6 separate regions of the Homo sapiens genome follow, and all the other regions are linked to region 1. Evidence: chromatin loops called from intact Hi-C (ENCODE). Cell type or tissue: PC-3. All regions are shown on one strand. Region 1 has its middle 47 kb from the start of LINC01807. Region 2 has its middle 140 kb from the start of SPHKAP. Region 3 has its middle 68 kb from the start of DAW1. Region 4 overlaps DAW1 (dynein assembly factor with WD repeats 1). Region 5 has its middle 210 kb from the start of LINC01807. Region 6 overlaps SPHKAP (SPHK1 interactor, AKAP domain containing).

Evidence for each region. A loop is a pair of places that touch in the nucleus more often than their neighbours do. Peaks named below come from ENCODE experiments on the same cell type or tissue, not always from the same donor. Only the 100,000 strongest peaks of a DNase experiment are listed, where the experiment ranks them.
Region 2: it touches region 1 in a loop (26-fold over the local background); 30 of 110 quality-filtered maps call a loop at or near these places.
Region 3: it touches region 1 in a loop (6-fold over the local background); 17 of 110 quality-filtered maps call a loop at or near these places.
Region 4: it touches region 1 in a loop (8-fold over the local background); 27 of 110 quality-filtered maps call a loop at or near these places.
Region 5: a loop joins it to region 1, with 16 times the contacts of the local background. A loop is called at or near these places in 6 of 110 quality-filtered maps.
Region 6: a loop joins it to region 1, with 8 times the contacts of the local background. A loop is called at or near these places in 46 of 110 quality-filtered maps.

Annotation. Positions count from the first base shown.
Region 1 is chr2:228,655,806-228,660,805 of GRCh38, forward strand. No RefSeq gene overlaps it. Among named protein-coding and RNA genes, the nearest start is that of LINC01807, 47 kb to the left of the region's middle. In PC-3, a CTCF peak has its summit at 2,180 (motif pointing left); DNase peaks (open chromatin) are centred at 2,166 and 3,366; H3K4me3 peaks cover 383 bases; H3K27ac peaks cover 733 bases.
Region 2 is chr2:228,316,063-228,321,062 of GRCh38, forward strand. No RefSeq gene overlaps it. Among named protein-coding and RNA genes, the nearest start is that of SPHKAP, 140 kb to the left of the region's middle. In PC-3, CTCF peaks have their summits at 2,354 (motif pointing right) and 2,556; a DNase peak (open chromatin) is centred at 2,369.
Region 3 is chr2:227,936,966-227,941,965 of GRCh38, forward strand. No RefSeq gene overlaps it. Among named protein-coding and RNA genes, the nearest start is that of DAW1, 68 kb to the left of the region's middle. In PC-3, CTCF peaks have their summits at 2,764 (motif pointing right) and 2,966; a DNase peak (open chromatin) is centred at 2,766; H3K4me3 peaks cover 425 bases.
Region 4 is chr2:227,888,798-227,893,797 of GRCh38, forward strand. It overlaps DAW1 (dynein assembly factor with WD repeats 1), which reads left to right. Exons shown (of 13, transcript NM_178821.3): 3 at 1,059-1,203; 4 at 2,458-2,516; 5 at 4,998-5,000. Among named protein-coding and RNA genes, the nearest start is that of DAW1, 20 kb to the left of the region's middle. In PC-3, a CTCF peak has its summit at 1,901 (motif pointing right); no DNase peak of the experiment used is centred here.
Region 5 is chr2:228,398,912-228,403,911 of GRCh38, forward strand. No RefSeq gene overlaps it. Among named protein-coding and RNA genes, the nearest start is that of LINC01807, 210 kb to the right of the region's middle. In PC-3, a CTCF peak has its summit at 2,281 (motif pointing right); a DNase peak (open chromatin) is centred at 2,290.
Region 6 is chr2:228,037,350-228,042,349 of GRCh38, forward strand. The region is part of intron 3 of SPHKAP (SPHK1 interactor, AKAP domain containing); the gene reads right to left. LOC105373918 (a long non-coding RNA gene) reads left to right here. Exons shown (of 3, transcript XR_001739908.2): 3 at 4,659-4,745. Among named protein-coding and RNA genes, the nearest start is that of SPHKAP, 140 kb to the right of the region's middle. In PC-3, CTCF peaks have their summits at 2,614 (motif pointing right) and 2,829; no DNase peak of the experiment used is centred here.

The DNA.
Region 1 (5,000 bases):
TACTGGTGTTCTTAGTTTTTCCAAACCAATATGGTTCATTCTCACCTCTCTGTATCTACCCCATCTTGCTCCCAAAAATAAATACACACCTTATAAGATGAACAGACATTTAAACAAAGAACCATAACCGCAGTTTCTTTGGATGCCATTTGGTCACAGAGGATTCCAAGCCAACAGGTGGGTATATCAAGCTACTGACCAGTAGGGTTCTCCTGCATTCTTTTACTATTTCTACGTATTCTTCTACAAAGGAATAGGTAAAACACTGAAAAGCAACATGACAAGCCCACTCTATCACTTGAAAGTTGATGGGAGACAATTCTTTCCAAGTTGAGTGAACTGAGGGCCTGTCCAAGGGTCTCTCTGGGGAGGCCTTCTCGTCCCAACTCCCCATCCCATAGTCATTCCACACTCCAAAGCATATTTCCTTTACCGGAAGCAGCACACATCCATCCCTCAAGTGCATTTCTCCAATTCAAGGAGAGAAAGGAAGGAAGCAATGAAGTTTCCTTACATCGTGTGTAGAAAACAGTGGTGTGTGAGTGTGGTGGTGGTGGTGTACGTGTGTGCATGGGGACAGATAGATGTCAAACAGATGAAGTACGGAGCTGAGCATACTGCCTTCCAAACAACTGATCTGGGTTTGGCTCCTGGCTATTACACCATTACATGTTAGGGCTTGAGAGGGTCAAGCTCTTGAGTGTTGAATCAAATGGATGAGAAGCAAATTATCATCACTGTTGCTGATCAAGCTGAATTGGAGAATGTGTCTTGAACATTGGTCACAGTTGAGTTTCCTGACATGTCCAGATATGATGGACTGATTAGCAGATAAGGTCTGTGTCCTTAGAGACCAGCCTCTCACAGTATGACAGAGAATCTCAAAGGGGCTGGGGCATGTAAGCTGACTCTTTTCTCTGGTGTCACCAACCAGAAAAGTCATTTCTCATTCCATGGGGAGAAATGGAAAGGGAGTGAAATGAAAGAGAACAGAGGTGTTTCTCCCATTCATTACCCTCTAAGGAACTAGAATTTTCCTCCCCTTGAAGAAAACATGAGAAATAGAGGGTAAGCATTCCTTTCTGACATGAATAGCTGCACAAAACTTTTTAGTTTTAAAATTACTTTCTTATACTCTGACATATAAATAAATCCTATCAGTGGTGTTTAAACTGTAGGGCAGATAAGAATTATTTTGAGCTTTAAAAAAAGTAGATTCCCTAGGTCACACTACGTTTTCTTTTTAAACAAACATGTGTTGGGGCTTAACCCTTAAGAATTACTACTGCATGTAAGCCAATTTTGCTCTATCGTTAACAGTATGTACTGAGCCCATAAATGCTGCCCTGTGGAATCACAGAGAAAGGTTTATCTGACCATGGGGTTTGACTTCTGGTGCTCAGAATGCTCACTTAGTTACATTTGGGTGTATAATTAAACCTAAAAAATAACAAGGAAACTTTAAATACAAAGACCACCTTACAAGTCAGCAAAAATATTTACTGTTACAGTACTAAGTAAGTGCAAGAAATTAAGGGATGGTTCTCTAATCAGGAACTGCTTCTGCTTAAAATATTATTATATCAATATGTTCTTTTTCTTTAAAAATGAGAATTATAGTTACCTTAGAGAAGCATTCTCTAATAAAAATTATTGTGATGATAGAAATATATCTATGCTACCCAATACGGGCACCAACATGTAGCTATGGAGTACTTGAATGCACATAACACAACTACAGAACTGAATCTTTAATTTAATTACTTTTAATTTAAATATACGTAGCCATGTTTGACTACTGTGTGTCGTATTGAGTAGCACATCCTTAGCATATGTTTTTAAAACTGTGGGTTGAAATAAACTAACGGACTCTGAAAACAATTTAATGTTTTATGTCAGCATTTAAATAAACGACCTCAAGGAGTATAGATATTGTGAAAGTTCCTCACACATAGCAAATATGTTATTTTATAAAGTTTACTTATGAGGAAAGAGAAAAATGATTACCTGGTCATAATACAAAATGTGTTTTGTGTGAATTGTTGACTTTTGCTCTATGGAGTGTATAAAATAATAAGTATATTTAGGGGAAGGAACCAAAGAAGAAACACACCTGCAAACTGCGATGTTTTTTTTTGTTGCTTGCACTGACAGAAAAGCCAGTGAGAACTATGTGATGATAGCTCCACCTTGAGGTTTGATGATAATATTTCCAGTAGGGAAAGGATGAAAGGAAACACATGAGAAGAAACATTAATTTTCTCATAATGTTTATAACACTACACTTTTGTTTCTACAGTTCGCATTTAAAAGCCCACTGATTCTGGCCTTCCAGAACCTGAATTGCCCACCTCAAACATAGGTTCTAACTAGAAACTTAAGTGGATATGTTAGTGGACAGAGCCTGCCATGTGATACTCCTGCCAATCTTCTGGTCGAGGTTTTGATGTGCAACTTCGAAGAGTGACCCTCCGCAAAAAAAATCTCACTGGGCTTTACCCCATAGAAAGCTGAAAGGTGGCCTTCGAAGTGGGTATTAATGCAGGACCACTAACATTTTATGTCTCATTGTATGAAGAGAGTATAATTATTAAGTCCTTAAAACCTATTAATTACCATATAGATATAGAAATATGTCAACTCCGTATTCTGAAAATGGATTATATCATGGTTGGCTAATAGAATTTTTTTTTTAAATTATGTAATTTCATTAGAGAAGAGGGGAAGAGGAAGTGGTTTGTTGATGAAAAAGAAGGGATTTTATACCAAAGGGAAATTATGATTCTTTCTTGATGTTTAATTTGCATCCAATAAAATTAATTCTTCTTAAGTGTTTAGTTAGATAAGTTTTGATAATTGTATCAAAACATGTAACTACCAGCCAAAACAAGATAATGGGCATTTCTATAAACCCAGAAAGTTCCATTTTACCCCTGTTAATGGAACCCAGAAAGTTCCATTCTACCCCTTCCTTGCTGTGGGATATTACTGTACTCTTTTCCAGCATTGGAGGGTAGCTTGTCTGTTCCCAAACATCAAATAAATGGAACTATGTCCTATTTATTCTAATGTGTCTGGGTTCTTTGGCTCAGTAAGATGTTTTTGTAATTTATCCTTGTTGTCCCATATGTTACTAACTTATTCTTTTTTATTGCTGAGTACTATTCCATTCTATAGATAGGCTGCCATTTGTTTATATATTTTCTCTTTCTGGATATTTGGATCATTTCCAATTTGGAGCTATTGTGAAAAATAAGGCTGCTTTGAACACTCTTGTAAAATTTTTGTGGCTATGTATTTTTACTTTTCTCAGATAAATACATGGAAGTGGAATTTCTGAGTCATATGATAAACACATATTCAACTTTTTGAGAAACTGCCAAAAAGCTGGCCACAAGAAAAACTCCAAGGCCAGATTAATTCTATCAAACATTTGCAGGAGTTTTTTTACGCATTCAGGATGCCAGTGATTTGTAAGATATGTGCACGCACGCATGCACACACGCACATACACACGTGTGTATATATGTAAGATATCCTAGACATATATCTTATATGTATTCTTTGATAAGTACACTTTTTTGCAAAAGATTATATTCAATACTATTTCGCAGCCTATAGTTTGTCTATTCATTCTCCTATTTCTGCCTTTTGAAAGCAGACTTTAAAATTTTGATGATATATGATTTTTTTTTCTCTTTTATGTAAGATGTAAGATTGCTGTTATTACTTGCCTAAATGTTTGGTAGAATTCCCGGGTAAAGACATCTTAGGGGAGGTTGTTGATTACAGATTCAATTTCTTAAAGATATTGGAATATTCCCATTTTCTATTTCCTCTTCCATCAGTTTTGGTAATTTGTGTTTTTCGAGGAATTTGGCCATTTCATTGAAGTTGCTAAATTTATTGGCATAATGTTTTTGATACGTTATTTTTATTTTAAATTCTATCATTATTGTAGTTTAATTTCCTTGTTTTCTTTGATCCTTAGGCTATTTAGTAATGTGTTATTTAGTTTCAAATATTTTGGAATTTTATTCTTAGCTCTCCTATCCTTTAGGCTCACTTTAATATGAAGTCAGAGACAGCCCCCAGATGAGAGGGTCACGACATACCGTGAGTGTCTAGAGATGTTAGCTCTTTCCCTTGACATTGACTGTTTTTTTAGGCTAATGGGGATAAATATTATGAAGGTTTGATGCAGCATAGCAGCTTATCACCAACCTGTCCAAGTGGCTTTCCTGGACAGATTGGTAATAAGCTGGTATGCTGCATCAAACCTTTATAATATTTATCCCAATTAAAGACAAGTCACAGGGACAACTGCATAGCCTTTAGCCCAGAGACTTTACTCTAAATGCCACGAATGTAAGCCTTTTTTAAAACCTTGTTGGAAGTGCCTTTATCATATGACTTGTTGAAAGAGTATTCGTGACTTTTTAAACACAAATACTGCAGTAAAACTCCAGGAAATAGACCTTTCACACTACTTTTCCCTAATGAAGACATCTTATGAAAACTTCCTAGGCTTCTGTGCCAATGGATAATCTAAAATTAAATCTTTTGGGCTCTCCAGAAGCAGAAAGCATCATGAAGGAGAAAAAAAATTTCTAGAAATTCAAGTCAAGCAGCGGACTGCTGGGCATAGACAACTTTCATCAAAACTTTTAAATCAAAAATCCTGAAAGCCAGGAGCCACTTACTGCCATACTCTTTTTGTCTCTTTCATCTTCTTCTAATGACTCTTCCTCTCCTGGTTAACTTGAAAGATTTTTGATTGCTAAAATGAGATTTCCAAAGTACATCTCCAACATTGTTACTCAAGGTAAATTAACAGGATAAACCAAGTGTTACGCAAACTTATTGATTCCAAACCTTTTTTCTCTACAGATTCATGGAAGATGGGATATGTTCACTTGGACTATTGAATTTTGGTCATAATCTTGGCTAGGAAAAAGGATGAAAAAATATATAAACAGTACCCGTAAAAGAACTGGAGT
Region 2 (5,000 bases), 340 kb before region 1:
ATGCAGTTTGATAAGGGTCAGTTTCTGTAACTGGGATCAAAGGATACAGGGCATGCTCTCTGACAGTGTGCCCTCCTGTTTAGGTATGGGCATGTACTGATCAGCTTCCATCCTCACACTAACTGCACTCCTTTCAAGTGTTGGCTCTGATTCACAGATCCAGACTCTATGGAACACTATATGGAGATGAATTGTGGGGCCCAATGGGAAGTAGTGCTGTTGATCTATGAGCAATATCTTCCCTGGCCAGGTGGGGCCAAGCATCAGTTCACATCCTCAAGCTGGCCAACTCTGGATCATGTCTCAGTCACAGGAAGAGGTTCTCAGTCCTTAAGCGTTATAAGTATTTTGGACACTGTTGAATTTCTCACATCTAACACAGTATCTGCACTGAAGATGTGATTAAAAAATAACTGTCATTTAATGGATCCTCTTTAACTGTGCTTTGTTTTTTCCATACCACTTATATTCTTGCATAGTATATTTATCTGCTTGATATGCTTATTTTCTGTATGCATTCTTATACTAGCACAAATATTTCACAAAAGCAGAAATTTCTTCCTTTTTTGCATTCTTCACTGATATAATCTGTCCTCAATTAAGTGCTTAACTCATAGTAAACACCCAATAAGCATTTACTGAATTAATTACCAACATAATTGTTTTTATTTCACTACCTTACCTATTTATTTTTATCCAGGAAGTCAAACTGTAAGAGGGGGGAAAGAAGTTTCCATCAACCATTATAAAACAAAATTGACATCAGTTATTCATCAGTTATTCCTTACCTTTCTTCAGCACAGCTGCACCCAACTCTCTCTTTTGTTTTTTTTAGATGGAGTCTCACTCTGTCGCCCAGGCTGGAGTGCAGTGGCGTGATCTCAGCTCACTGCAGCCTCTGCCTCCTGGGTTCAAGTGATTCTCCTGACTCAGCCTCCCAAGTAGCTGGGAGTACACGCACCCGCCACTATGCCCAGCTAATTTTTTGTATTTTTAGTAGAGACAGGGTTTCACCATGTTGGCCAGGCTGGTCTTGAACTCCTGACATCGTGATTCGCCCACCTCGGCCTCCCGAAGTGCTGGGATTATAGGCGTGAGCTACCACACCCGGCCTAGCTGCACCCAACTCTTAAACAGTTACCTCCATTCCTCTTTTTACTGTGCTAAATAGTAGCTTTGTAAACTTTTCAAGTGCTTCCATAATAAAACAGCCATGTCTTGAATGATGTTTCGTAAAATTTTTCTTGTAGGGAAATTGTTTCACATTTACACTAAATAAGAAACTCAATGCCAGAAATACCATAATTGATTGTGTCATCCATCTTCTTGACCTCATGCTCCTTTTTTTTTTTTTTAATGTTTTTGTTTAGTTTAAGGAGAAACAGTCCAGACAGAGAAATTCTAGGCTGTTTGCCTGCTCATTTTAGATGTCGAGTAGAGTATTCTGATGGGCAGGCTAGGAATGAGGCATCTTAGATATAAATGGCCCAAGGAAGCTATAGAGAAGGAAAACTTTAGAAAAGTAAAATCCCTTTGTAGGTATATTCATTGCCTAAGAAGTGAGTAGACGTCTATAAAATGAATCTTAGAGCATACAAGTAAGTGTGTCTCAGGCATTTTAATATCTCCAGGAAAGCTGATCTTACCACCTTACACAATAAACCTCCCCAGGTACCTAATACGCACAAATTAATTCATTGCAGATTTAGTTTCACAACTTAGAAGTAAACTGAGGCAGGGCACGGTGGCTCACACCTGTAATTCCAGCACTTTGGGAGGCTGAGGCGGGATGATCACCTGAGGTCAGGGGTTCAAGACCAGCCTGGACAACATAGTGAAACCCTGTCTCTACTAAAAATACAAAAATTAGCTTGGCGTGGTGCAGATGCCTATAATCCCAGCTACTTGGGAGGCTGAGGCAGGAGAATTACATGCACCTGGGAGGTGGAGGCTGCAGTGAGCCGAGATTGCGCCATTGCACTCTTGCCTGGGTGGCAAGAGTGAAACTCCGTCTCAAAAAAAAAAAAATAGTTAACTGAATTACACAATGTTGAAATTCTTCAGACTTGAGCACTTGGCCTTTGCACTTTGGAGGCACTGAGTATCAGAGATGGCTTTGCGGGATTTCATTTTTATGGATTTTTATACCAATATGAGCATCACTACCAATAAAGCAGCATATGCCACTGGTTAGGATGACAGAGTATGGATAAGCAGAAAGGGTAAGTAGAATAGTAAGTAGAAGTATGGATAAGTAGAATGGATAAGTAGACAGCAATTGCTGTCATCAGTGTTGTATCCCCAGCCCAACTCCCTCTCCTTGTCAGTGCCAATGCTACCCCTGTCCCTGCGGCCAGCAGAGGGAGATTTTTAATGCTGAGCACCTCTTGCTTTGGTGTGAACTGTTCTGGCTTTTTGCCTATCCTCCAAGTATATGTCATCTATGCTAACCTCCAGGGAAGACCTTCTTACAATTAACCAAGGGTGTATTTTTTCCCTCCTCTCCTCTTCCTACCTGTGACTAAAGCACTCAAGTCTGAAGTTTTTACTATGCATTTGAGGTATTGCAAAGTTTGTCCAGCAGTTCACTGCATCAAAATTATCTGGGGCCCTTGGGGACAGAGATTAACAGGCACAGCTCTAGATCTGTTGGGGCCAGATCTCTGGGAATGGAGCAGGGAAGAAGAATTTCTTTTTTACGACCTTCCAGATATCCGATATATTTTCTTTGGCACCAAAACCCTAAGATATAAGTGGGGAAAAAAGAATTTGACTTAAGGAGAAGCAATGGGCTTCAGATGCTACATTTCTTTCTGGTTTGTTTGTTTTTTTTTTCATTCAGACAAACATGAAAAGCTGTGCTGTGATCTCTGATACTCACATGATCTCACTTTTAGTACAAAGAAGTAATTTCCTCTGTGAGTCTGTTTACAATGATGGGCTGTCCAGTAGGTTCTACAGAAATCTTCAGTTAAAAAAATCACTTTAAGGCCGGGCCCAGTGGCTCATGCCTGTGATCCCAGAACTTTGAGAGGCCAAGGTGGGCTGATCACCTGAGATCAGGAATTTGGGACCAGCCTGGCCAACATGATGAAACCCCGTCTCTGCTAAAAATAGAAAAAATAAGCTGGGCATGGTGGCAGGTGTCTGTAATCCCAGCTACTCGGGAGGCTGAGGCAGGATAATTGCTTGACCCGGGAGGCAGAGGCTGTAGTGAGCCGAGATTGCGCCACTGCCCTCCAGCCTGGGCGACAGAGCCGGACTCTGTCTCAAAGAAAAAAAAAAAAATCACTTTAAAATTGTCATGTTTTTCTTTTTCTTTCTTAAGAACGCTTTGAGCTATCAAGATATTTGTGAAGATGTAAATTCAGTAGCTTATATTTGCCTTTTTCTCGTGTTCATGCTGAAAAATAAATCTCAGTATTTTTACTTATGAATAATTCATACACAGTGACAAAAATGCAAAAAGGAAAAGGTGTATTAATATTTCCATAAGAAATAACCTCATAAGCTCCTGATTTGCAAGCCCTAATATCAGTCTTAAACTTTCTACAATGTCTGGATATTTGTAGCTTTAACCACAACGGAAATGATTACCTGTTTATGTAATAAATCTTTCAAATTCAGAATAAAATGTGGTCCATGTTTTTCAATTATATTTGGCTGTTGAGTTCATTTTTGACTAGAAAAATAGGGGTTGTTGTAGTTAGTAACTACCACCTGTTTTTGACATATGAATTAACCCATTTATGCCTAGTGTTCCCTTATTGGAACGCTAAGTATGTGGGAGTTATTTATAGCCTGCTGCTCAAGGTCATTGCCAAGGTCTGATTGCAAAAATTCAAAAAATTGCAACCTCCAGCATAAATGGGTTAATGGTGTTGAAATCAAAGATAGCTTCCTTTATTTCTTTTCAGTTAATCCACTTTTTCCTGTTTTAGGCCTCAGTTCAGCACAGAATAGGTGTATTGGGAAATAAATATTAATTGTGCTAGGTCTGAGAGAAATTGTGAAGCAGGCAAAATTTAGCTCTGGTGTTGTCAGCAGCTGTTTTTAAATTGCTTTCTCTCCCATCTGGGAAGCCTTTACCTTCATGCCAGGCTTCAAGCACTAGATACTTTCTTTACTACCTTAATGATCTTTCATACAAACCGGGGCAAGTGAGAGGGAGAGAAGGAGGAAGGGGTGGAAAATGGGGAGAGAGGGAGACATGGACCTGCTATCATTCTTTTGTCTCTTTAATGAAATTTCATTCAACATGTTTTGATTTTCTTTTTCTCCAAGGATTGCTTATATTGTACTTATGTTAAATGATGAAAACAAAGACAAAAGAGAAAAGACTTAGCAGACATGCAGCTCAGCACAAAGACAGGACAGGAGTAATAGTTTGGTTGTGAGGGACTCTTCCTGTAGTTATCTTTTGAATATTTCTACCTGCATTTGTATCTCCAGTGTATTAACTGTCCAAATTTATAATTAAAAGACTATACCATAACTGTCTAGGTAGACTGTACATGGACTTAGATGTTGTCTATTTTCTTTTATTTATTTATTTTGAGATGGAGTTTCACTCTTGTTGTCCAAGCTGGAGTGCAATGGCGTGATCTCGGCTCACTGCAACCTCCGCCTCCTGGGTTCAAGCAATTCTCCTGCCTCAGCCTCCCAAGTAGCTGGAACTATAGGCACGTACCACCACGCCTGGCTAATTTTTGTATTTTTAGTAGAGATGGGGTTTCACCATGTTGGCCAGGCTGGTATTGAACTCCTGACCTCAGGTGATCAGGCCACCTCGGCCTCCCAAAGTGCAGGGATTACAGGTGTGAGCCACCGCGCCAGGCCTGAGATTGTCTACAAAAATGATGGAAATGACAGTGAGTCTTGCAGTTATCTTCCATGTGATTTCAGAAGCCAGCGTTTATGAGGTGGTACGATAGACATTCCCCACCACAATTCCATTAAAGAGTTTTAAAAGGCACATCCTAAAATGAAGATTTTGTGTC
Region 3 (5,000 bases), 720 kb before region 1:
TGTTAGCCAAGATGGTCTCAATCTCCTGACCTCGTGATCCGCCCGCCTCGGCCTCCCAAAGTGCTGGGATTACAGGCGTGAGCCACCGCGCCCGGCCTGGATGGCTTTTTATTTGATTCAGTGTTAGTGTTTCCATGTCTACAATGGGTACAAATCCTCACTATCATCAAAGGATTAAATGGATAACACATGTAAATTACATGTGTAGTACAGAACCCAACAAAAGCAATTTTTTTTTTTAAATAATTCTTGTCAATATCCCCCAGCTGAAGACCACCAGGACCATGATTATAGTTGAACAAATTTGGTTGATGCCGCCTTGGAAAGAAAACGCACTCCCTGGGAAAGCATGGAGTGTCTCAGAGAATTTTAGAGAGAATTTATTATAGGATATGAGCTTGTGTTAGGTTAGGTTTAGGGACTTTGCTCTATATTGGACGCTATCAGGAAGTGAGGATAATTCTGCATCATGGGGTACTTCATAAATTATCCATAGGGACAGCAGACTAGAGCAAGCCTAACATGACTGGCAAAGGAGCAGCTGTCACTCATATCAGCCAAGAGATGGGGTTGTTTCGTCATTTTTATGGATTGGACAATGCTCACGTTCTGTCTGTTCAGACATGATTCTAGCGTGCTCTTGTTTTTGGTCTTGATCTCCATCATGATCACAGAGTAGCCTTGTTTATGTTGATGTTCTGTGAAGTTGTGTTCAACTGGAAAACACCAAGGCCTGGCTCTGAGTATCAGGCCAGTAGAAACACCAAGACCCGAGTAATTAATGCCTGATGACTTTGCTTTCTGGTGATGTCTGCTGAGAATGAGGTGTTTTTTGCGGAGAGAATAGTCACTGAAGAGAATCATATAGGGCTGATGGGCAGCATCAGCGGTGCAGCCAAAGTTGGAGTTGATGGAGTTACTGGAGCGATCGGCATTCTGATTGTGTGATTCTCTCCCATAGGGCTAGGCTGTGCAGCACTGGTGTGGAGAAGGCACATCCTAACACTGGCCCTGGGCTGGGGGTTTACAAAGAGATCAGGACAAAGGACAGGAGTTCAGAGTTGAAAGTGCCAGGGAGCACAGATCTGTTGGTTCCCTGTGAGGAATGGGCTATTCCATGAATAAAGACAGAATATGAAAAGACTAACCACCAAGAAAAGAGGAGGCTAGATATCTTTTAGAGAATGTTCTGAGCTGAAGCCCTGCTGGGTGATGGGAAGATCGTTGGCTGGAAAGAGCCTAGGCCATTTGGAAATAAGGAGGTTGGGGAAAAATGGAAAATCTTGCAAGAAGGTCCACGAAAGTAGACTTTGAATTCTCCTTGGGACTCTGTGGATTTGTCAAACATCCTGCTTTTTCCAAGACAGGATGCAGGTGAAGTGACAAGTGCTTCTATCTCTGTCCACTGGGATCATCACCTTTTCCTGTTTGGATAGATAACATTTTCTCATATTCCATTTTAAAAATCTTTTCCACCTCAAGTGCCTTTTGGCACTGCTTTAGCAGTTTGCTGTGTGGGCTGTACAGCAGCTTTGCTGCTGCCCCAATGTTTCATAGAGATGTTTGTGATGGAGCACTATGTTTTTAACTTATCTTCCCAGGGCTGTGGCCCAAGTTCACGGAGGAGAGATGAGGTCGGGAAAAATGTGGCTAGTACACATCTACAGTGTTCACAACAGTCTGCCTCCTCTGTCAGGGACTCATTGTCTTTGGAATAAGCCCCATAGGACCTGGAGGCTGCTGCTGGACCTCAGTAATGTCCACAAAGACCTGCAACCTCAGGAGTGTTATTGTCCCTTTTCAATCAGGTCCTACCACCAGGAGACGAAGCTTCTCTTCTTACTCGGAGCTTCTCCAAAATGTGGCATGTTAGAGTGCTCTAAATAGTGAATTAATTGATTGATTGATGGAGTAAATACATGAATGAATGAATACTAACATGGCTCATGACTTTAACATTGATTTTCAAACTCAGCTTTATGGAGTCTCAGCTATTTTTCAAAGCTCAGTGAGTGAGGAGCTGAGTACACGGAATCCTGTCTTCCACACTGCACTTTAGCCAGAGGAGTGCCATTAAAAACACTTTTTTTGTCTTTGATTTTAGCCTCCAAGTAAAAAGCATTTGAAGAAAAATTTTTTGAATCTTGAGATAGAGAGATAGAGAGTTAGATAGATAGATAGCAAGAAACCACTGGCTGCAAGAATGAAGTTCTGCATTTAATTGTGCAAAATCTGGTCATGATCTATTCGTCCACACTTGTTTTCCCTCACTCTATCACATGAATTCTTTGTTTAGTTTATCTTGTATGATGTGTCCAGATATGCCCTTTCTAATCTCTACACTTTTGTTCCCCCACGCTCTATCCTTTAACCCCAGGTCATATTATAAATCTTCTCTGATCTCCATGGCCAGATGTGCTCACTCCTTACGCTGAATTCCAATAGCATTTATTGTGTCTCAAGGCCCATCCTTTATGTTGCATGTTTTACCTCTTCAACCAGATTGTTCCTCCTTCCCTTCCCCTTCCTTCCTTCCTTCTTTCCTTCCTTCGTTCCTTCCTTCCTTCCTTCCTTCCTTCCTTCCTTCCTTCCTTCCTTCCTTCCGGCTTTGCTCTTTGCTTTAGATGGAATACTCTCAGGAAGTGAGAATAATTTTATATGATTGGGTGTCTTCATAAATTATCCATTGAGAAAGCAAACTAGAGCAAGGTTAAAGTTGTAATTGGTAAAGGAGCAGCTGTCACTCATACCAGCCAGGAGAGGGGGCTGTTTAGTCACTTTCGTGGCTTGGACAACGCTCATGTTGTGTCTGTTCAGATGGCCGTATGGTGATTTTTTTGTTTTGTTTTGTCTTTTGTCTTGGCCCACATCATGATCACAGAGTAGCCTTGTTTGTGTTGATGTTCACTGGGTGCCTGTTATGGGCCAGGCGTGTTGCTAGGTACTGGGATTCATAAAAGGGAAGACAGACATCTCTCCCTCACGGTTTACAATTTAGTGAGGGTTGGGGAGTATATCAATCGAGGTTCAAACAATGAACGGAGTAAGTAGAAAACATAAAGACATTTACTGTAAGGAATTGTCTTCCAGGATTCTGAGGCTGACTAGGCAAGTCTGAAATTCTTAGGGAAGGCCATCAGGATAAGTGTCAGCTGAAACTTTTGCCACAGGCAGAATATCTCATTCTCCTGAGAGGCTTTTATTCTTCTCTTTAGATCTTTCAGCTGAGTGAATCAGGGCCATTCAGACTGTGTACGATAATTGCCCTTACCTAAAGTCAGCTGATTATGGATTTTAATCACCTCTACAAAATACCTTCATAAGACCCAGTACAGTGGCTCATGCCTATAATCACAACATTTTGGGAGGCCAAGGTGGGAGAAATCTGCTGTTAATCAGATAGGTTTTCCTTTATAGGTTACTTGATGCTTTGCCTCGTAGCTCTTAAGATTCTTTCCTTTGTCTTGACTTTAGATAACCTGATGACAATGTGCCTAGGCGATGATCTTTTTGTGATGAATTTCCCAGGTGTTCTTTGAGCAAGGCCGGGGAAAGTTTTTTCGATTATTCCCCCAAATATGTTTTCCAAACTTTTAAATTTCCTCAGGAATGCTGATCTTTCTCAGGAATGCCAATTATTCTCATATTTGGTCATTTAACATAATCCCAAACTTCTTGGGGGTTTGCTCATTTTCAAAATTCTTTTTTCTTGTCTTTGTTGGATTGGGTTATTCCAAAAACCTTGTCTTTGAGCTCTGAAGTTCTTTCTTCTGCTTGTTCAATTCTATTCCTGAGACTCTCAAGTATGTTTTGCATTTCTCTAAGTGTGTCCTTTATTTCCTGAAGTTGTGATTGTTATTTATGCTACCTGTTTCACTGAAGATTTCTCCCCTCATATCTTGTATCATTTATTTGATTTCCTTAAGTTGGACTTCACCTTTCTCTGGTGCCTGCTTGAATAGCTTAATAATTGACCTTCTGAATTCTTTTTCTGGCAATTCAGATTTTTCTTCTTGGTTTGGATCCATTGCTGGTGAGCTAATGCGACTTTTTGGGGTGTTAAAGAACCTTCTCTTGTCATATTACCAGAATTGTTTTCCTGGTTCCTTCTCATGCGGGTAGGCTATGTCAGAGGGGAGATCTGGAGCTCAAGGCTGCTGTTCAGACTCTTGTGCCACGGGGTACTCCCTTGATGTAATATTCCCCCTCTTTCCCTAGGGATGTGGCTTTCTGAGAGCCAAACTGTAGTGATTGTTATTTCTCTTCTGAATCTAGCCAGCAAGCAGGGCTGCCAGGCTCTGGGCTGGTACTGGGGGTGTCTGCACAGAGTCCTGTGAGGTGAACTGTGTTCAGTTCTCTCAGCTGTGGATACCAGCACGGTATTTGAGATGTCTCCTGGATCCTGCAGGAGGAATCCACTTCCTTCAAAGGGTCTGTGGATTCTCTTGGCTTTTCTGGTATACTCCTGCAGTAGTTTTTGGAGCAATAGTCCACAATGCTAGTCTCCACATTCTGCTCTGTCTATCCAGAGTGGGAGCTGCACTTTAGTACTGCCTCCTATCTGCCATTTTTTTTTCAGTCACCTGTCAGTTGAGAAATGTGTTTCTATTTTCCTTTGGATAACTGGAAGCTAACTAATGTTAAGTTTAATTTTTAATTTAATGTTTAATATTAAGACTACTTAAAAGACTTATCCCAGGAGCTTAATGCAATTATTAAAGTCATTGAATCTGAAACTAGGGAACTTTAAAAATACCAGTGCCTGGGCTCCACTGTGGACCAATTAAATCAGAATCTCTGACAGTTAGGGCCCTGACCTTGGTAGTTTGAAAATGTTCCCAGGTGATTCTGATATAGCCAAGGTTGAGAATAAATGCTCTAAATATATTTGAATTTTTTGGTTTTCCTGTTTTATACATGTTTTGATATTGAAATGATCATTCTATCATCTTTGGAAATAAATGCCTTCATAAATTGGAAATAACTAATTATTTCGGTAA
Region 4 (5,000 bases), 770 kb before region 1:
ATTATTCTGTGCCAGCAACATTTTTCAGAATTTCTATGAATTATTTGAATGCTAGAGAAAATTTGAATCTATCTGTATATTTTTCAGACCAGTTATCTTTCAGGGAAACAATATTTTAGTCTATAATAAATATTAATATTAGTCTTATGATGCTTTAAATTTATGGTTAGGCATTTTTCTCTTTTCCTAAAAATATTTTAAATCTAATCTTTCTGAACCTCAGTTTCTTCATCTCTAAAATAATTATGATAAAAGCATTACATTAGCAGATTGTTACAGGATTAAATAAGAGAACATATGTAAAGTGAAAAGTATGCTGCTGGGAACATTCAATACATGTTCATTCAAAAGAAACAGGAAAGAAAGAAAAAGAGCTCATGTTCAGAACTAGTATGGACTAGGCCTTCCTAGGTGTCTTCATTCATTTTGTGCTGCCATAAAAAGAAAGACCTGAAACAGGGTTATTTGTTTCTCGTAGTTCTGACTGAGAAATCCAAGATCAAGGCCCCTACAAGTTTGGCATCTGATGAGGGCTGCACTCTGCTTCCAGGATGGCACCTTGATGCTGCGTCTTCACATGGCAGAGGGCAGAAGGGCAAAAGGGATGAACTCTCTTTGTCAAGCCTTGTTATCAGGGCTTCTAATCCCATTCAGAAGGGCTCCACCATTGTGACTTAATTACCTATTCAGGCCGCACCTCTTAATGCTGTGACATTGGTGAACATGTTTCAGCATGAATTTTAGAGCGGACGCAAACATTCAAACCACAACACTAGGTGAGAACATTAGACTCTTGGCACACCCTCCATGAAACAAGCCTTAGCTTTGGAAAAATATGTTGTAGAAAATCCAAGCTTCTTGCTTTCCTGCCATCATCTATTTACTGATTTGTATGATCCTCCCCGCCCCACCCCCAGATATCTCTTGGGAAAGATAATGGTGTTTTTGACATTTTATAAATGTGCTTCATGAAGCAATACAATCAATTCTTCATGTAATATAGGTATATGCAAATTTTGACATAAAATAAAAGAAACTCTTTTTTGGGTGTATTTCAGCACTGATGTCAGTGCGTTAGTAGAAGAAATCCAGAAGGCAGAACCTCTACTCACAGCTTCACGAACAGAGCAAGTCAAACTTTTGATACAGAGGTTGCAAGAGAAACTCGGCCAGAACAGCAATCACACGTTCTATCTTTTTAAGGTAATGGATTTAAAAACAATCAGATAGAAGAATTTCAGTGAAATGATTGATATTTTATTAATTTTTCTTTCCCTAAAAATATTTTTTCATGAAAAAGGCATGTCAGTGATTGATTGTAGTGCCTCACATATGTTTGCTAAGATTGTCCCAATAATTATTTGTTAAATGAATGAGTGAAATCCAAAACACTTATTCCTTGAGAGGTTAAATAAAGATTTCAGCTCTTCATATAATGATAAATTTAAAGGGTTATTATTATTAAGATAGTTTTAAGTTATGGAATAACTAAAGCTTTTTTTCTAGTTAAAGTAACGTTAAGAAGTTGTGTTTTATGACAAATCAACATTTCGTATTTTCTGCTTTCATGTGAACTAAACCATATTTCAGTAAATTATTTATTTGTATGACATATAATTTTAATGTGATGTAAATATGCTTTTTAAATAGTTTTTTTGATGATTAAATATAGCAAATATAGTCGTTTAGTACTTCAAGGAAAGCTTTTAATTTTCCTTTGTCATTACCTTAGAATTACTTCATATTACACTGCTTTTATCTTTTATGATTTAAATATAATTATGATAGTAACATATAATTATTAGTTATAGACTCACCTGATACAAAATATCCAGGCATTCGTTTCTGGAAGAGGATGTTATAGTCTTGTAACATTTCTTTGTCCAGTAGGTGGCACTGTTTAATTTCAAATATGAGCTGTATAACTAGCGTGTCTCAATTTATTCTCCAAAGGGAACATTTTTGATGGTGAAAGTAGATGCTATTCATAGTTACATTTTGGTAACAGACATAACTTGGACTGTCCCAGCCCAGCCAATCACTCTTAATAGATTGTCCAATTTATGTATATGCATTCAATAAATATTCATTAAACATTCACTGTATGTTAGATGTTGTAGGGATTGAAAGATAAGGAAGACATATTCTGACACTAAAGGAGCTTCAGGATTCATAAAGTCATAATACATTGTCAAATCTTTATTGAAACATATTTAGTGTATTTCCTACATACCCAGTTTATACATGTATACAAAACCACATGCCATATGTAAAAGAAAATGTTACAAATTAGTGCTATCAATAAGATGCCACATAGCACTGTCTAAAGGTAAATCAGATATTGCCTGTTTCTGATGTATAATTAAGAAAAAATTGAATGTCTTCATTGGTTTGAAGTTATAACTAACAAATTTAATTTGGTTTGAGTCTAAAAAATGGTGTTTTCTTTCACTGAAGGTTCTCAAAGCACATATATTGCCACTGACTAATGTTGCACTTAACAAATCGGGCTCATGGTAAGATTCTCTTTTTATGTCTAATTTTTAGCAGTGAAACAAATTTCTGTGTTTATTTATCAAAGATTCCAGTTAGATAAGTACATAATATATTCATTTTTCTGATTTCAGTACTCCCTTGGATACTGAGGAGAAATATAAACCCTTTCTCCCACTCTTCTAATCTGAGTTTTCTGTCGTATTTGTGCTGCAGTGAATGGGAGGCATATTGGGTTCTCAGCAAATGTAGCTACTGAAGAACTCAACTCAGGAATGAGTCGGGCAGGGTGGCCTCATATCTAACTTGGTTGGTTGTGATCAGTCTATTCAGAGCAGGCACTTTCCATCTAGGTCAGTGATTTGGGGTATGGCAAACAGCAGCTTCAAGTCTCTGTTGAGAGCATGGCTGTGATCAGCTTGGGAGCTGACGTGCTAGGTAGGAGAGATGAGGGAGAAGTCTCGTCTTGACCTACAGACATAAAATAAACACAAACTAGACATAAAATAAGCAGTTTGCTAAGGCTTCCATAATAAGGTAGCACAAACTGAGTGGCTTACACAACCAAAATGTATTGTGTCACAGTTGGGGAGGTTAGAGGTCAGAGGTCAAGGTGTCATCAGGGTCAGTTCCTTCTGAGGCCTTGGGAAAGAAGCTGTTCCACAGCTCCTGTAGCTTCTGGTGGTTTGCTGGCAATCTTTGGTGTGGAGAAGCATCACCCTGAGCTCTGCCCTCATCTTCACATGGTTTTCCCTGTGCATGTCTGTGCCTATATGGCCTGTTCTTATAAGGATGTATTGAACTAGGGCCCACCCTACTGCGGCATGATCTCATCCTAACTTAATAATTTTTTTTTTTTGAGATGGAGTTTCACTCTTGTTGCTCAGGCTGGAGTGCAATGGCACGATCTTGGCTCACTGCAACCTCCAGCTCTAGGGTTCAAGCAATTCTCCTGCCTCAGCCTCCTGAGTAGCTGGGATTACAGGTGCCTGCCACCACGCCCAGCTAATTTTTTGTATTTTTAGCAGAGACGGGGTTTCTCCATGTTGGTCAGGCTGGTCTCGAACACCTGACCTCAGGTGATCTGCCCAACTTGGCCTCCCAAAGTGCTGAGATTACAGGCGTGAGCCACCACGCCCAGCCGTAACTTAACTATTAATAATTATATCTGCAAGATCTTATTTCCAAATACATTCACATTCTAAGGTTCTGGGGGATTATGACTTCAACATATAAATTTTGAGGGCATATATTTCAACCCATAAAGTATCTATAGTATATATGTGTATAGTTGCAAATGCGAGTTTGCATCTGTCCAAAGGTAGAAGAAGTCTGTGGGAGAAGATGGTAGAAGGAAAATACCTAGGAGAGAATCAAAGATACCTTGTCTTGTCAACCTGCCTGTTTAGTTGAGTTTCGCTATTAGACTTTTCTTCACCTTTTCTTGTTACCACTTGACATTCAGACTGGCTTTTCAATTTTGTGGGTTGTTTTCTGTGCTGGGGAAATATATTTTTGTTATACTTTTGAAGCAATATTTTGATTTCAGAGATATTTTAGAAAGAAAGTCTCTTTCTTAATTGAATATTGAAGGAATGATTAAGATGCTGCTATTTTACATTACACTCTATTCACTATTCCTGTAGGAGAATAGCTATGTTAAAGGAACCATTCATTTGTTTATTAAACAGAATATAGGCCAGGTGTGGTGGCGCACGCCTGTAATCCCAGCACTTTGGGAGGCCGAGGTGGGCAGATCACGAGGTCAGGAGTTGGAGACCAGCCTGGCCAACACAGTGAAACCCCATCTCTACTAAAAATAAAAAAAAAAATTAGACAGGCATGGTGGCGCACCTCTAATCCCAGCTACCTGGGAGGCTGAGGCAGGATAATCGCTTGAACCCCGGAGGCAGAGGTGGCAGTGAGCTGAGATCGCACCACTGCACTCCAGCCTGGGTGACAGAGCAAGACTCTGTCTCGGGGGTGGGGTGGGGGTTGGGGGAGGGAACAATGGAATATATCCCAATTTAGACATTGTTCTCAATTTAACTTTTTGTTCTGCACACATGATTTCCATTGTAAAAAGCATAATAGGCCAGGCGTGGTGTGTCACACCTGTAACCCCAGCACTTTGGGAGGCTGAGGCAGGCGGGTCACTTAAGGTCAGTAGTTCAAGACCAGTCTGGCCAACATGGTGAAACCCCATCTCTGCTAAAAACACACACAAAAAATATAGCCAGGCGTGGTGGTGGGTGCCTGTAATCCCAGCTACTCAGGAGGCTGAGGCGGGAGAATTGCTTGAACCTGTGAGGTAGAGGTTGCAGTGCGCCGAGATCACGCCATTGCACTCCAGCCTGAGTGACAGAGCGAGACTCCCTCTTAAACAAACAAACAAACAAACAAACAGCATAATAAATAGAGTTATTATCCTACAGGTAAAACATGAAGTCTTTATTAACACACTGCCATTCTTCCCTGCAACGTGTTTATATTCCTTGTGTTAGCTT
Region 5 (5,000 bases), 260 kb before region 1:
TTCTAGGTGCAATGTTAGATTGTTAATCTGAGATCTTTTAAACTGTTTGATGTAGGCATTTAGTGATTTAAAATTCCTCTTAGCATTGTTTAGCCGCATTCCAAAGATTCTGGTATGCTATGTCTCTATTTTCATTAATTTCAAATAATTTTTTGATTTCTGCCTTTTTTGTTCACCCAAAGGTCATTTAGGAGTAAGTTGCTTAGTTTCCATGCAATTGTGTGGTTTTGAGAGATCTTCTTTGTGTCAAATTCTATTTTTATGGCACTGTTTTTGGAGAGTCTGCATGATATGATTTCCATTTTTTCAAATTTATTGAGATTTGCTTTACGGCTGAGCATGTGATCAATCTTAGAATATGTTCTAGGTGTGGATGAGAAGAATGTATATTCTGTGGAGGTTGGGTGAAGATTCTGTCAATGTCTATTAGGTTCAATTTATTGGGTGTCAAGTTTAAGTCCATAATTTCTTTGTTAATTTCCTATCTTTATAGTCTGTCTAATGCTGTTAGTGAGGTGTCAAAGTCTCCCACTATTATTGTGTGGCTGTCTCAGTCTTTTCATAGGTCAAGAAAAATGTGTTTAACGAATCTTAGTGCTCTAGCATTGGGTGCATATGTCTTAAGTCGTCTTGTAGAATTGAACCCTTTATAATTATGTAATGCCCCTCTTTGTTCTTCTTGATTGTCATTATTTTAAAGTCTGTTTTATCTGCTATAAGAATAATGAACCTGTTTTTTTTTTTTCCATTTACATGATAGGCCTTTACTTAGAACCTCTGGAGTGTCTTTACATAGAAATGGGTCTCTTGAGGACAACAGACAGTTGGGTATACTTTTTTATCCAACTTGCCACTCTATGCCTTTTACATGTTGCATTGAGACTATTTAAATTCAAAGTTAGTATTGATATGTGAGATTTTGATCCTGTCATCATGTTAGCTGAATGCTTTGTAGACTTGGTTGTGTAGTTGTTTTATAGTATCTGTGAGCTATGTACTTAAGTGTGCTTTTCTGGTAGCAGGTATTGTTCTTTTGTTTATATGTTTAGCATTCCCTTAAGAACCTCTTGTAAGACTGGTTTCATTGTAATGAATTCCCTATGTTTGCTTGTCTAAAAAGAATTTTATTTCTCCTTCAGTTATAAAGCTTAGTTTGGTGGGTTACAAAATTCTTGCTTGGAATTTCTTTTCTTTAAGGATGCTGAATATACGTCCCTAATCTCTTTTGGCTTCTAAGGTTTCTGCTGAGAGGTCCATTGCTAGCCTGGTGAGGATCCATTTGTACATAACCAGACCCTTCTCTCTAGCTTTCTTTAAGATTTTTTCTTTTGCATGTACTTTGGTGAATTTGTTAACTATGTGCCTTGGTGATGGTCCTCTTGTATAGTATTTCACAGGGGTTCTCTGTATTTATTGAATTTGCATGCCAACCTCTCTAGTGAGATTGGAGAAATTTTTGTGGACTATATCTTTAAGTATGTTGTCTATGCTATTTACTCTCTCTTTCACCCTCTGCAATGCCAGTGAGTTTTCGGTTTGATCCCTTTACATAATTCCATAATTCTTGGGCATTTTATTCATTTAAAAAAATTCTTCTTTGTTTATTTTCATCTGACTGAGTTGAATTGAAGAACCAGCCTTTGAGCTCTGAGATTTTTCCCTCAGCTTGGTCACTTCTGCTATGAATGCTTCCAACTGTATTTTGAAATTTTTGTAGGGAATTTTCAATTCCAGAACTTCAGTTTGAGTTTTTCTAATATTGACTATTTTATCTTTCAACTCTTGGATCATTTGACTGGATTCCTTGCATTTCTGGAATTGGGTTTCAGCTTTTTCTGAATCTTGATGAACTTCCTTGCCACCCAGATTCTGAATTTTGTGTCTGTCATTTCAATCATTTCAATGTGGCTAAGCAGTATTGTTGGGAAGCTAATGTGCTCATTTGAAGGTAAGGAGACCATCTGACTTTTTGAATTGCCAGAGTTCTTGTGCTGATTCTTTCCCATCTGAGAGGGCTGGTGTTCCTTTGCCTTTTTGTATTTGCTGCCATTTGGATGGGGCTTTTGTTTTTATATTCTTTATCTCCATTGAGAATTTAACTGTGGTATACATTGATTATAGTCAATTGGCTTCGGCTTCGTTTCTGCTTGCATTCAGTGGGCCAAGGCTCTGTGTGGGATTTTTTGTGACTTGATTCTTGCCCTGGGTTTCACAGGCAATGTATACTAGCAGAATATTTTTGATGTTGTAATTTGGGCTGCTATTCAGTAGATGGCGCTTAAAAGTCATGGCCAGCAGATAGGTGCTTACACAGTCACATGTCTCTTTTTTTTTTTGTTTCAGTGCCTTTGCAGTAGTTCTCTGTGATGGGTGATGGGAAAGAGATAACCCCATTACCGGGTCAACTCCCAGGCCTTAGGGGATCCCCTCTGATCGCTGGTGCTGCACCTGCATTTCCTTTGGTGTTTCTGGTTGCAAAGCTTCCTTGGGCAGAGGCTGCAGCTGGCAGACAGGCCACATCATTTGTGGATTGGCTCTGCAAAGGGAGAGCCCATGAGCCCATGCTTCTCACCCCTCTCAGTGTTCAGAGAGTGGGGTGGGGTGTCTTCCCCTATTCTAGTGCTGGCCACAGATCTCAGCTCAGCACTGCTGAGTTGTGTACTACAACCTTAGGGTGCTGCAACCAGGCTTCTGACTCTATCCTGAGGCCCCTCAGGGTCAGGAACTGGCTGGGCTGCAGGATTTGAAGTGCTCCCATGCTGGTGGGGAAGCATTTAAGTGGAGCCCTGGGCAAAGCACCTAGGCTCAGCAGCAGAGGCTGCACTGTGCACATGCTCCTGTGGGAGCAGCCAGGCAGGGAACTTGGGAAGGGTGGCAGGCAGGGGGGCCTGCTGAACACATGTGCCCCAGTACTGGGTGGTAAAGATGACCTTGTTCTCTCTTGGCCCTGGTGGTCAATTTAGAGTTACTTAAAGGAAATGGAGAGACTTGAGGGATGGGCCTCTATGGCTGCGTTCTGCTGCAGCTGCCCTGCTCACAAAATTCCCTGGCCTCTGGGCAGGCTGAAGCTCTGTTTCTGCCTACCCTAGGGGGCAGATCCCCCTGCCAATTCAAATGTCTACTGGGGTCCTGGGATCTTTTGTAGCTAAGATCCCAGAGGCCCGTGGCAAGAGTGGGCTGCCCCACCTGCACTTCACTCACACTTCCCTAGGAGTCGTCCTAAGGTGAGAGCTGGTCTCGGCTCTCGATTCCTCCTTCTACTGCCTTGGTAACTGCATTGCCTCTATTGACTCTAAGTCTACTTTTTTCATTTTATTTGTTGATATCTTTTACTTATTTTTCTATTAGTTTTTTTAAATTAACAGCTATTTAAAATTAAAGATATTAATCTTCTGTTTATATAAGTTCAAATTACTTTCCTAGTTTGTCACTCTAATTGTGGCATTTTTGAGGTATAACCATTTCAAAATGATGTGGTACCTATATTTCTTCTATATAGTTTTTCTGTATATCATTTGTAGAAAGGTTGTCTCTGTCACCAAAAGTATGATGCTTACCTATATTTTACGAGTAATATTGTTTCTTATTTTATATGCAAGTATTTGATACGTTTGATATTATTTTTATGAATTCATACAGGAATACAGAATTCATTTTTTCAATTTTTGTAGAAATGGCTAGTTATTTCAGAACCACTTAATGATTTATTCTTTTGTATTTATTTTAATATCAACATTGTCTTATATTCACATAGATTAAATATATATTAAATGTCTACATGACTTTAAACTATAGTACGTAGTATAGATTTATTCTAACTTACCTCTATAATCTTGTTTTACTTATCTTTGAAATATATTTTTATATCTAAAAGAGTGTATCTTCCTTCCTTATTCATTGTTAAGAATATTTCTGGCTGTACTTGCATGCTTATCCTTCCAAATTAATTTTGTTTACTTTTCACATTTATAGGAATCTATTATTTATTTATTATTATTTTTTTTGAGATGGAGTCTCACTCTGTCACCCAGGCTGGAGTGCAGTGGTGCAATCTTGGCTCATTGCAACCTCTGCCTCCCGGATTCAAGCAATTCTCCTGCCACAGCCTCCCAAGTAGCTGGGATTATAGGCACTCACCACCATGCCTGGCTAATTTTTTGTATTTTTAGTAGAGACAGAGTTTCACCATGCTGGCCAGGCTGGTCTCGAACTCCTGGCCTCGTGATCTGCCTGCCTCAGCCTCCCGAAGTGCTGTCATTACAGGCATGAGCCACTGTGCCCGGCCAGAAAGTTTTAGAGAAATGTTATGGGTATTGCATTGCATTTACATATTTAGCCTTCCCATTTAGTAGAAACTATTGCTTTGGGAAAAGTACATTAATCAGTTATTTTGTACATTATTTCATATCTTGTTTGATGTGAGCCCAATATGAGTTATAACTCCAATTTCTGAAACTATGCTGAATTAATCAATTTTTCAATCATAGCCAAAGCAGCCAATTAAATTCATTTAGTTTATAGATTAAGAAACTCTAAATGCTATTATTAGTAATAATAACCACATAATAAGAAAAACAAAAATGCTATAGTATATAAAAAGCCATAATTACATGGTGTGTTAAAAACACAAGACTGTAGTGAGACTGCTTGAATTCAAGCTTTACTTTGCTTACTAACCCTGCTAAGTTGCTAACAGTCTAGCATTGGGAAAATTACTTACTTCTCTGTGTTTCAGTTAATGCATCTGTACGAACAAAAAACAAACAAACAAAAACACACATAACACAACTTCACCTGTTACTATTGAATGGGATTTGAGTTGGTACCTGTTAGTGCTATTTTTTAACTCTTCTTCTTGATATTACTATTGTTATTAGTTATTGAGCATCTACCAGGCACTTGGCACTATACTCAAGGTATCAAATAATTTATCTTTGACCTTCACAAATTCATGTAAGAATCTTAGGAAACAAATTAGATACCTTACTGGATGCTGTGAT
Region 6 (5,000 bases), 620 kb before region 1:
GAATTTTACACAGAATAGCTTCTGATATGTAAACCTTGTTTCCTCTCACTGCCTACATATTTTTGTATTGGAAACTGTAGGATATGCTCACACCATCCCTGACCTGGCACATTCATGTTGCAATGTCTGCTTGAGTTACCACTCTTGATGGTAGAAGCATTCCTGGAAGTCATTCCTATATGTGGATGGCTAGCAATCACTTAACTATATACGAAAGTGACCTGAAGCTACATAAATATATCTCATGTAAACAGAACCCCCCTCAATTTCCCTTAAGCCAGAGCCCAATAACACCTGTGGTCACTCCAATGACTCTCAGTTTGCGGGGAGATAAGAGGTAGTAGGAGTCGAAATGGAAAGAGATAAGCATAGTTAAAATATCTTACTTTGAATATTTTACAAAAACACATAACCATGTGAATACATTGATAGGCCCTGTCCCAAGGGCCTTGAAACTGGGGCCTATGCACATTAACAGCCCTGAAACCTAAATTTTGGTAGTTTTACAGTAAATCCACTTCTTGATGAAATAGACAATGTGACTGGATTGCTCTTAGCAAGTTTTCAATCTCTACAAGTTTGGGCTATTAATTGAGATTTAAGCAACCACTAATGCTGAAGTCCAAGTAGAGAATACAGGACCAGCCTCTGTCTAGTAGAGCTGGGGAGTGGTGAGCCTGGATTAGGAGGCTTTGATGAGGAGACTGAACGTTTGATGAGGAGATCGAATGTCTTCAAAGTGCTTGGTGTCAATGCTGGGTGCTGAGAAGACAAACAATACAAGGCATTGTTTTTGCTCTTGGGAGTTATGATCTGTCTGAAGGCAGGACATGTCCTTAAAGTGACAGAAACATCATGGGCCACGTGTGCTGGAGAAGGGAGTTGGGAGAACTGGATCAATCATGAATGGTATCCAGGAGAAGGCTGAATTTGAGGTGAGCTTGGAGGTCAGGGGACATGTTTACAGTGTTATTACAGGAGGAAACTTTTGGTAGTGGGAAGCTGAAATAAAGTTTTTATTTTTTTTTGCAGGGGCAGTTAGGGTGAATGTTATGTGTGACTAAAATGATAAAACCTGGAAGATTCTGCATTACGGTTGCATGAGCTGGAGAGAAACCTGTCAGTGGGGAGGCTAGGGCTGCATGCTGGAGCCACCAGCCAATGGAGAACAAGGCATAATTACTGTGCTCTTATTGCATTCTCTGTAAAATGCCTGCATGAGCAAATCCAAATATGCCAAATGACCTAGGAAAGGATTTTTTTAAGTATGTATTTTTACATAATTATCCTTTTTTCTTGAACATAGAAGTAGTGGATTTTCCTGCAGTCTTCACATCCTGTTAGTTCATGAGGGCAGGCCCTGTCCATCACTGGATTCCCAGTGCTCAGCATGGTGCCAGGCATCTGGCAGATGCTCAATAAATTCTCGTTGGTGAGTGCAGGTGACAGGTGTACAAGAAAGGGACATTTGTAATAATCATTTCCCTTATTTATAGAATGAATTCCAATGAATGTAGTCAATAAACAGTTTTCTTCCCATAAAGGTACAGGGAATACGTACAGAAGCTACAGGAGAATTAAATGAGCTAATAAACCAGCTATTGGCTACCATTTCCAGTACTTAGATTGGCTTCGTTTTCTCACAAAGAAGCATTTGCTAAAAAACAGACAAAGACAAAATGTTGAGAATCATAATTGGTAATAAAGACCCATAAAAGGTGCTAACATTTTTCTTGGAATGGCAGCTCCTTTCTCTTCACATAAAATACATTTCTTTTGTGTGTTTGTGCACGTGTCCTTACTGAGACCATCTGCAGACATACTTAGCTGAAGCAGATGGAAACACACATCATCCCGAAAGAACACGAGCACTTCTTCTCTTGCTTCCTGAACAGAGCTAATCTTGTGGTTGTACTCCACCTTTTACACTCTAATGCTGCTCTTCTATCACTATTATGGTTTTTAAACAAAACATTGCAGGAATAAATGTCACTGAGAAGATGATGCCACCTTATGATTTTGACTTTAATAAAATATTCCTCACAACTACTTACATACAATAAAATTTGAATGTCTATAGGAAATACACAGTTTTTTTTAGTATTATGGGTTATTAGCCAAGTAATCACAGTGATTACTCTTATTTATGACTCTCTTTTCATAAATGAAGTTCCATGTAGGCATTTGTAAAACTAAAATTTTGTTGTGAAATTTTATTAACTAGTGATATAAAATATATTTTTGTGAAAAGCTAATGTGAGGAAGAGGATGACATGAAAATCTAGTATTCAATACAAAACACAGTCATTTTTAAGTGAATTGTAATTCACAGCAACTTTTGCGAGGCAACTGTATTTTCTAAACAGTTTTATTTTGACAGATAAAGTCAGACAAAATCAGTGCTTTTATATAAGATAAAAATGAGTTTGACTTTTTGAATTAAACACATAGAAAGAACTGATGATGACAATTGTTGGGATCAAATCCATATCATAAGTGCAGTTTTATGTTTTCATGTATTAATTTTAGTCAACATTTTAGACTATTCTGATAGTGAAATGCAACCATCAAGAAATGTCATTGTATTCTGCGTCCACTAGGGGGAAATCACTGTGCAAGGGGTCAGATGACAGCAGGGTTTTAGCCTAGGAGGTGAGCCCTTTGATTTCCTCTGCTTGATTTTTTTTCATTTTTCCTAAAGTTAGCTAACATCTACTAAGAAAACTTTTTCAGAAAATATTAACCAAAAGCATGATGTCAAATTGCCTTAAAATCTAGGCATTTGAATGTTGAATATGACCAAATATTTACTAACAGTTTTTCTTAGAAGAAAACCAATTCCTTCTTTGAGCAGCTTCTAACAATGCAGCCATCTGGCCATGTGGGATATGACAGCATCTCTTAATTTGATGGCATCAAAATGCTGATTCACAAAGCGTCTAAAGAAAACATTGCCTCCTTTCTTTTTCTAACCAAAAGGCTTCTGTTAGATTCAGGACCCTGGACCAAAATTACCTTCTAAAGAATATGACATTTTCTGCCTAGTACTGTAGGCAATTTTTTCATCAACGGTGTTATGCCACCCATGCTGTGGACATTCCGGAATACATTCGACTGTTTGAGAAAATGTTGCATTTATATCCAGTCATTGCTTTGAAGTGATTGCAACAATTACACAAAATGAAATATAAAGTTTTATTTACATTTAAGACTGTCCAGCTTCTCTTTTTTTATTGTCAGCATTAAAAATAATTTTGAACTGCAATTCTGGGGGAAGCTCTTCAAGCAGTTTGTGATAAGAGATACAGTAAAAGGAGTACAAATATCTAAAATACTAGAGATCTTTTAACTAAACCTACCTGAAGCCAATTGTATTGACAGCTTAAAAAATAAAATTAAAAAAATAAGTATGCACTCAAGATAATTGTCTATTTTGCCATAAAAATTTAGTGTTATTGTCTTAGACATTTCATTTGAATCGAGGATACACTTATATGTAATGTCTGATGTACATTTACTAGATATGTAACACATTATATTTATTTTAGATTTCCATTTTAAAGAACTGCTAGTAGCAAGTGTTTCCTTCCTGAAAGTAGGCCCTAAGTAATTATGTGGACTAGAAGAAAACTAAAGAATCAGTAGAAAAATGTGTTTCTACATTTCACCTGCTTGGAAAAATGTGCTCTGGGCTATATAAAAATAAAGCGGTAATAGAAAATTAACATATTAAAAATACACAATACCATAAGATGTTTTCCTATATGATTTTTTAGGAATAGCTTTCTTGTGTTTTATCAGCCACTGGCAGTTTCTCTAGTGTGACTATTCTCTGTTTTCCATCAATCAGCAATTTTTTGTTGAATTCCACTACATGCTAACACTAGACTCTAAGTTTAAGGCAGATATTCCAGGCACTAATTTTTTTCTCGGGGCTAAACATTTTTACCTCCAAGGGCTCTTAGGAAAGTTAAATCAGGATTCTCCAAGTATTTGTTCAGAAGACAGTTCTGGGCTGGGCACAGTGGCTCACACCTGTAGTCCCAGCACTTTGGGAGGCCGAGGCAGGTGCATCACAGGAATTCAGGAGTTCAAGACCAGCCTGGCCAACATGGCGAAACCCTGTCTCTACTAAAAATACAAAAATTAGCCAGGCGTGGTGGTGCGTGCCTGTAGTCCAGCTACTCAGGAGGCTGAGGCAGGAGAATCGCTTGAACCCAGGAGGCGGAGGAGGTTGCAGTGAGCAGAGATCGTGTCACTGCTCTCCAGCCTGGGTGACAGAGTCAGACTCTGTCTCAAAAAAAAAAAAAAAAAAAGAAAAAAGAAAACAGTTCTACATTCTCTGAAATCTTATGATCACTAGAGGGTATAACCTTGTCTTAGAGTAACTGTATTACTCTATGTAATACAGTGCAGATTTGCTGAATGAATCTAGGTGGTCATGTGGAGCGGAGGACACTGGCCGTGGGAGGGGATGTGCAGACTCTGGCTCTGCTCTCAGCTCCTATGCTGTTGTGAGGAAAGGAGATGGGAGCCATGTCCTGTGGGTTGTGAATTGTCAGGTGAGTCTTAGAAACAGAGCAGCTAATCATCTTTACTAGTCGGCAGTCTTAAGGCCGAACCATAACTATGAGGACTACTCTTGTTTCCTGGAAAAGGGAGAAGAAAGTGAAAGTGGAAATTAAAGGGCCCAAGTAGGAGAGAGCAGAAGAAAAAGAAACAAACAAACAAGAACAACATAAAAACAAGCAATCGTGCAAACAAACAAACAACCAATGGAGCATCACAGGTACTGGCTTACTCCTGGAAGGAGCTGCATTTAGGTCTGAAGACCAATGGGCTCTGTGAGTAGGAGCACTTAACCTGCCTGCATGGCACATCAGAATCATCTGGACGGAGTTCTTACACTTGTATGTTCCTGCGCTCTGAACCACAACTATTTAATCAAAATCTCGGGTTGGGGCCTGAGGATATTTACTCAATTATTTATCAATTCTTAC